2 separate regions of the Homo sapiens genome follow, and region 1 is linked to region 2. The links are chromatin contacts, found by Hi-C or POLR2A ChIA-PET in ENCODE. All regions are on one chromosome and are shown on one strand. The core of a region is the stretch at or near the end of the contact, and the rest is flanking DNA. Distances in the headings are between cores, read along the strand shown. Region 1 has its middle 37 kb from the start of PRKAR2B. Region 2 holds the start of PRKAR2B-AS1 (PRKAR2B antisense RNA 1).

Region 1 (3,966 bases), core at 396-2,895, 72 kb before region 2:
CAGGCATAAGCCACCGCACCCAGCCCATTTGCTTTCTTTATAGCAATCATCCTGAGGAAAGGCAGAGACCCTCTTTGGCAAGGACCTCTCTCCCAGGTATGATGCCTCCACCCTGTCCAAAGGTAGGCTTCAGCTTGGGAACTGTTGTATAATTGCTGTAAAGTTACATTGGCCCCAAATCTTTTTTTTTTTTTTTTTTTTTTTTTTGAGACGGAGTCTCGCTCTGTCGCCCAGGCTGGAGTGCAGTGGCACTATCTCAGCTCACTGCAAGCTCCACCTCCCGGGTTCACGCCATTCTCCTGCCTCAGCCTCCCGAGTAGCTGGGACTACAGGCGCCTGCCACCACGCCCAGCTAATTTTTTGTATTTTTAGTGGAGATGGGGTTTCACCATCTTGGCCAGGCTGGTCTTGAACTCCTGACCTCGAGGTCCACCCACCTCGACCTCCCAAAGTGCTGGGATTACAGGTGTTAGCCACTGCACCCGCCCCCAGCTGTGATTTCTGAAGTGGCTGTAAGAGAGATGTCTACCGTGTTAGCAGGAACCCTTCAGGTCTACCATGTTATGAGGGAGAGGGACGGCCGGGCGCGGTGGCTCACGCCTGTAATCCCAGCACTTTGGGAGGCTGAGGTGGGTGGATCACGAGGTCAGGAGATCGAGACCATCCTGGCTAACGCGGTGAAACCCCATCTCTACTAAAAATATTTTTTAAAAAAATTAGCCGGGCATGGTGGCTGGTGCCTGCAGTCCCAGCTACTCGGGAGGCTGAGGCAGGAGAATGGCGTGAACCTGGGAGGCGGAGCTTGCAGTGAGCCAAGCCTGGGCGACAGAGTGAGACTCCGCCTCAAAAAATAAATAAATAAAAATAAAAAATAAAAAGGAGAGGGACAATTATGTAGAATGGGCGACGTTTGGCTTGCTGCCCAAATACCTCCCCACTGGGCTAGCTGATGCTTGCAATTCTGTATGCAGTGTTTCATTCCTTAGTTCCCTAATGAAAATACCCCTGAGAAAGAAAACACATGGAACCTTTTTCGTTATTTGCTTTTTCTGCTTCTTTGGAGAAACGAGTTGATTAAATTATTTCTTGACAACAGTTTAAAAAAGAGAATAAGGACTATTGAGTAAGGAGAAAACATAAGAGGGAAAAATCACTAGCTAGCTTCTCTTGAGCCATGTGTTGTAGCTAGGTCCCTCAGCCCTGAAAATGTCCTCACCGTGAACAGAAAAGCATTCTATAATGAGTCCTTCAAAGGAATTAGTGTGTTAGCTAGATGTGGAGATAAAAGGTCATTTTCTGCAAGTCCCCCATAACTGAAGGTTAGTAAATGCCTTCCTGAAAGTTCATTATTCAGTCAACTGTCTTTTCCTAAAAATTCTGACAATGACTCACATCGTAGAGGCTTTGGACAGATATCCCTATGAGATGTCTTAAATTCTTAGTGTGGTCATTCTACCTGAGGTAAGAGTGGAAGCTGTTTTTGCCAGAAACGCTGGAGATACGAGACCAGTTCATCTTCCATAACATTGTTCTTAAAAAAGTTTTCTGATAAATCCTTCAGAGCTGCTATTTTTCTCTCCTGCTGGTAGAGCCAGGGCTTTAAGGCCCAGAATCTCAGGCTGGCCTGCTTCCCCTTGTCTTTATCAGTGTGACTGCAGCAGCAGTTACAACAGTGGCAGCTTCGATAGCCTTCCCTATCTCGGTCCCTCTTCCCCTACTTCTAAACTTGGATGTGATCACAGCTTTTACTTTCAGAGACAACTATGGGAACATGACAGCTCAGGGTGTTATTTTACTGTAATGCAAAACTCATTCAGTGATACTTCCAGCAGTAAGGAAAAACAGTATTGCAATAGTTCCATCATAGTTGAAATTTCCATGCAGCTATGTGAGAAAGGCCACAAAAATGAAGGTGATACTTGCTTTTAAAAAAAAATACCTGGCTACTTATACATTGTTGGGAGTCAAAAAAATAAAAATAAAAAGGGAATTCAGTTTGTGTTTGAATCATGGTCCATATGAGATGTTCTGGGTTATAATCTTTAGCTAAAATATTTTTCTCATTTTGCTCAATATCTGTATGTAAACTAAGTTGACATGGTTCACAGAACATCTGGAACCTTTTATCTAGTTCTCAGCCATAATCTAGAACTGGCCTCCATTTTCCATGGGAACCAAGGAATGCTATGAATACTATGCAGCCTGACAGCTTTATACTGTCACGGGAAGCATGGCAGCTCAGGAAGCCCATGCAACTCCAGCCCACATTTCTCAGGGCTCCTTTCAAGTTCCCCTGCCTTGACTCCTATTGAGCTCTCTCCTTGAGTCACCCATCTTATTCTACCTTGGCTCTCTAGAAACACACACTTTCACGTATGACCCAGCTATCTCTAGATACTCTAAAAACTTTTTTTTTTTTTAATTTTAGACAGAGTTTCCCTTTTGTCACCCAGGCTGGAGTGCAATAGTGCAATCTCGGCTCACTGCAAGCTCCGCTTCCCCGGTTCAAGTGATTCTCCTGCCTCAGCCTCCCAAGTAGCTGGGATTACAGGTGTGCACCACTAGGCCCGGTTAATTTTTTTGTATTTTTAGTAGCGACGGGGTTTCACCATGTTGGCCAGGCTGGTCTCGAACTCCTGACCTCAGGTAATGCGCCTGGCTTGGCCTCCCAAAGTGCTGGTATTACAGGCGTAAGCCACAGTGCCCGGCCACTCTAAGAGCTTTATAGACATTTTCTTTCTTTTTTTTTTTTTTTTTTTTTTTTCTGAGATGGAGTTTTGCTTTCTTACCCAGGCTGGAGTGCAGAGGTGGGATCTCAGCTCACTGCAACCTCTGCCTCCTGAGTTCAAGTGATTCTTCTGCCTCAGCCTCCCTAGTAGCTGGGACCACAGGTGTGTGCCACCATGCCTGGCTAATTTTTGTATTTTTAGTAGAGATTGGGTTTCACCATGTTGGTCAGGCTGGTCTCGAACTCCTGACCTCAGGTGATCCACCCACCTCGGCCTCCCAAAGTGCTGGGATTACAAGCATGAGCCACTGCGCCTGGTCCTTTATAGACATTTTCTTATTCAATCTACAGCACCTCTAATAGACCCGTGGGAAACACAGTTTTATTATTACCACAAAGAAAACTAGGTGCACATAGTCTGAAATATTTGCACACAGCAAGCTGATAAAGCCGCTGAGAAGGAATCAAAGCCTAATCCATTAAAATATAATTACCTTTTTTTTGAGGACTCAAGATTTTTTTTGGTGTGCTGTGGTGAAAGTATGGGTAAATGCGGCTGGTCGCGGTGGCTCATCCCGGTAGTCTCAACACTTTGGGAGGCCGAGGAGGGTGGATCATGAGGTCAGGAGATCGAGACCATCCTGGCTAACATGGTGAAACCCCGGCTCTACTAAAAATACAAAAAATTAGCCGAGCGTGGTGGCGGGCGTCTGTAGTCCCAGCTACTCCGGAGGCTTAGGCAGGAGAATGGCGTGAACCCAGGAGGCGGAGCTTGCAGTGAGCCAAGACTGCGCCAAGACTGCGCCACTGCACTCCAGCCTGGGCGACAGAGCGAGACTCCATCTCAAAAAAAAAAAAAAAAAAAAAAAAAAAAAAAAAAAAAAAATCCTGGATAAATGCTACCAAGTGAATGGAAAAAAGGACTTTAACCTTTCTAAGAAAATTCAGCAGGCATTAGATTGTCACAATTAGAATTGGTTGTCTTTTCCAAATTTAGGTGACCTTTTTTAAGTGGAGCAACTGAAATCTAATTAAACACAAAGAAGTTGAGGTTTCACTCAAGAACCAATTTCTAAGTTCAGAGATCATTTCAATGCCAAGCTCCTGATTACTATAAACTGAAAAAATAATTAACAGAGGATTTTTAAAATGTTGGATGTGCATGCTAAAGTGTTTGATATATTCTCATCAAGTGTATCTTCGGTGATTTTATTAGCTACTTTTAGATATCAAAGAAG
Region 2 (3,783 bases), core at 129-2,628:
AAAAGAAATGGCTTCAGGACTGCAGAGCTTGACATGAAGAGTTAGTCAGAAGGATGACACCCAGGGTGAGGCTGAAATCAAGGGTCAGAAAGAGAATTTGACTGAGGCAACAGGATGAAACGAGAGGTGTCAGTCTTGAGCAAGGGAGGTGGGAAGACAGGATGGAAGGTGGGACTGGGACCTAAGGAGGTTCTCTGAGATGCCAGGGCACAGGCCTGGGGGCTTTTGTCCAGGCTTGTTCCTTGGGTGGGATGGAAGCCATTTAGGGGGCCTCCAAGTCACTTCATGCACCTGTTATCTCTCAGTGCCCACACTAGTATTATAATAAAATGGGTTCTTCCCTGTGATTCATTATGAATAATCCAAGTGAACAGAGCAAGTACTGCTCCTGGCTCATTTCCAGCCACTTGCCCCTCCTGCTCTACACTCTAGCAGCGCTTGTTTACTGATACTTAAGCAACCTTGGGAATTGGAACCCAGTGGAATCTGTGGCATTGTTGAGTCTCTGGTTCTTTTTTGTTAGGCCCTGGAATGCTGATAAGCTACCTCAAGGCTAATGAGAAATTAGATTATCTCTTGAACTTAATTGCATTTTCCCAGAGTTCTCTTAGAGCCCCCCAGGGAAAGGAGAAAGGAAGATAGTGAAAGCAGCTGTTCAGGTTGGGGCATGGTGGGAAGGGAGGATCTTTCTGCGCCTATAGTGTCCTCAGACTCTTCACACTGGTGGTTTTGCCAGTCGATGTGGAAGGGCTTGGAAGATAACATGGGAATTATGTAACCCACCAAACCCCGTGTGCCTTAATTACAGGAACACTGCCACTGTTGGGGAAAGGGGTCGGGGAGTTAGATCTATAAGATAGTATAAAATAGGTATGAGTAGATAGAATAGACATTTAGATGTAGTGCAACCATTCTTTAATTACAAGCGGAGTTTAGGTCACTACTTCACCAGCTCTGTGTGAAGGATCAGTTTTTCGTTTTTGTTTTCCCAGTGCACTGCAGACCAGCACTTTTGAGAAATATAAATTTGCCACAGCAATATCAAATTGCTATAATTGTATCTAAACACTGTTTTACTCTCTGTACTTATCTTATTGCAGATTGCCATGGCTTAGGTGATACAACCGTGGTGTGTGCTACATGAGATAAGAAACTTCTCACAAAAAGCTTTTATAAAGGAAGATTGCACATTTATCTAAAAGAAGCGATTATTAAAAAAAAAAAAACAAACATACCTTATTTTGCTAACTTGGCATTTTGTCAGGACAGCCTGCATGAATGAATGGTGCCCTTGAGTTGTCGAATGGTGGCGTGTGGCAGCCCTGCTTCAGGCCCGTGGCGTGCCTGCGTTCTGCCTCCATGTATGCCTGCTCATATTCAGAGCATGCCATGGGCTCTCTTATCTAGGCCTTGCTATAGCTCACCACATTCCCTGCCATCAGCTTCCTTCCTCTCTCCCTCCCTCCCTTCCTTCCTTCCGATACCGTTACTGTTACACATCGTTTGATGTTGTAGTTGCTTGTTCACATGTCTTTTTCCCTATGCTTAACAGTGAGGTTCATAATTAATGGACTGAGAAACAAGGACACTCTGGATGAGGTCAAAGAAAAAATAGAATGTGAAGTAAAGAAATGAGAATGCAAGGAGGATGGGAAGATTTCTCCAGGCATGTGTGTAGAGCGGTGTGAGATTCCTGAGTAGTGTGTGCTGGGGTAAGGACCAGTGTGAATATAGTTACAGGGTGAGCCTGCTAAAGGGCAGGCTGAGTGACATTTTATTGGAATTAAGGAAGCCAAAATAAGTTGAGGATGGGCTCTCAAATGGGTTTTCAACTTGGACATTGACTGCCTACGATGGTGGCACATTGGAGTGAAATGAAAACTGTGAGCCAGGTACCAGTCAGGAAGGGGCATCTGTATGCCGTGGCTCTCGGAGGAGCACAGAGGTTTCAGTGGGAGCACCATGGAGTGGTCCAGATGCCAGTGTGGGGAGCCACAGCGTGCCCTCACTATCTTTCAGATCCCACTGTGTGCAGGAAGTGGTACCGTCTAAGAGAAGGAGTGTTCTTGGAGAAGAATCAAGTTTCAACCAAGGCAGAGAAAAGTCAGTAATGTTTTATAAAAGAATGTGAGGGTGTGGGGAATGTGTTGGGAAGGAGGGTAGTAATGGACAGAAGGAAGCCACAGAGCAGCAATTCATTTGAGGAAATATTTGCAAGCAATTACCATTGCCAGGGACTACACTAGGCACAGCAGTGAACACATTATGCCCTTGAAGTACTTGCAGTCTAGGGAAGCTTAAGGCATGGGGAGATGAAATTAGGGAAAAGATGGTGGTCTGGAGGGTCTTACATCTTGTGGATGACCAAGGGTGACAGAGCAAAGAGGACATAGTTGGATTGATAGTTTTTAGATTATAATTTATTCACTGTAAATACTTGTTTAACTAAACTTTCCTTAAGGCTAACTCTGTTAGCTTCCTAATGAGAGCGCTGTAACCGTCTGATACTTATCTTAGGTACAGAAGGCAATATGATGTAGAAGTAAGAGGCTGGATTTGGAGCTGTTTTTAAATTTAACAGTCAAATATTCAATGAGGGCCTACAATGTGTTGGGCACTGGGCTGGACCCAGGGCAGGCAGATACAGTTTAGGATCTTAGGTACATCATTTATTAGCTGTGTGACCTTGGGCAACTTACTTAAATGACCTTCTGTAAAACCAGATTGTGGTTATTCTGGAAGAGAATGCAGGCAAAGCTTTTAGCATAGTGTCTGACACATTTTGAGTGCAAAATAAACTTTTATATATTATTAGACTGGATTTTTCAAATTTTAACCTGATAAAAACACCATAATTTTAGTGTCTCTTCTTTCCTCTTGTAACTTATCCCACCTAATATTAATTGGCCAAAGTGCATAATTTTGTGTATGTATTACAACTAACTCCCCTACCCCAAATTTGGGTTAACTTAACATTGTATTGTTATTTGTGGGGGAGAGCAAAGATTTCTCTGAAATGTAACATCCTTTAGCTTTTTAGATGAAAACAGAAAAGCAACCTCAGTCCCTCATCATAAACTGTATTTGTAGACTGTAGTTTTGAAAGCAAATTGATCCACCTTTTAAAAATCTAAACTGATATTTTAAACAGGTGTGTGCAAATGCAGTCCCTCCCACCCCCACCCCATCAGCATCTTGACCCAGCTACTTCTTTGGAGCTGACTACTAGAGAATGTTAGTCTCATCTCTGAGAGCCCAGCAATATATTATATACTAGGTAATCATTGGATAATGTTTTCTGATATTTTAAAAGTTAATATTGCAACTAAAAACCAAAATACCTATTCAGGTCTTGTCTTCCCTTTACCAGTAAGAATCAGGGTCTTCCCCTTCCCTGCACCTCCCCGGATTAGTTTTCTACTTTTTCATGAGTTACTAAAACCAGAGAACACTGATTTTAATGTTGTTTTACAGAAAACGGTACCATAAAATTGACAACAAATTAAAATATACATTAATGGTACAGTATATTGTTTTCAGAATAGTGGAAAGAAGGGGCCTTTCACTTGAAAGACGGAACAGCTTAAATGATAGTGTTGTTAGACGTGTTTCAAGGAATTACAAAATGTTGTGTTTATTGACCATCAAAAAAGGTACAGCTGACCTTTTCCTTAGATATTTTAAAACAGAATTCCAAGTTATAGCTCCCCTTTAAAAACAGGTATGGATACTTTAATATATGCATTGCCTAACAGAGTATATAGGCTACAAATACAGCAAATG

The links. Hi-C counts contacts between places; a loop is a spot of excess contacts on that map. ChIA-PET counts read pairs that join two places held with the same protein, here RNA polymerase II (POLR2A). Pooled maps may share reads with other maps.
Region 1: a map of K562 shows a loop between it and region 2 (5-fold over the local background). The contact joins the enhancer-like site here to the promoter of PRKAR2B-AS1 in region 2. A Hi-C loop is called at or near these places in 2 of 168 maps with a recorded cell type or tissue (A673 and K562) and 2 of 50 pooled maps. POLR2A ChIA-PET finds 5 or more read pairs at or near these places in 4 of 52 experiments (HEK293T, K562, OCI-LY7 and 1 more).

Annotation. Positions count from the first base shown.
Region 1 is chr7:107,005,869-107,009,834 of GRCh38, forward strand. No RefSeq gene overlaps it. Among named protein-coding and RNA genes, the nearest start is that of PRKAR2B, 37 kb to the right of the region's middle. RefSeq lists a cis regulatory region at 1,140-1,906. Within about 2 kb of position 1,646, at least 3 of the 41 ENCODE cell types and tissues checked have a DNase peak (open chromatin) inside an H3K27ac peak, as active enhancers do.
Region 2 is chr7:107,078,231-107,082,013 of GRCh38, forward strand. PRKAR2B-AS1 (PRKAR2B antisense RNA 1) reads right to left here and starts at 1,379. Exons shown (of 4, transcript XR_007060469.1): 1 at 1,236-1,379. The region is part of intron 2 of PRKAR2B (protein kinase cAMP-dependent type II regulatory subunit beta); the gene reads left to right.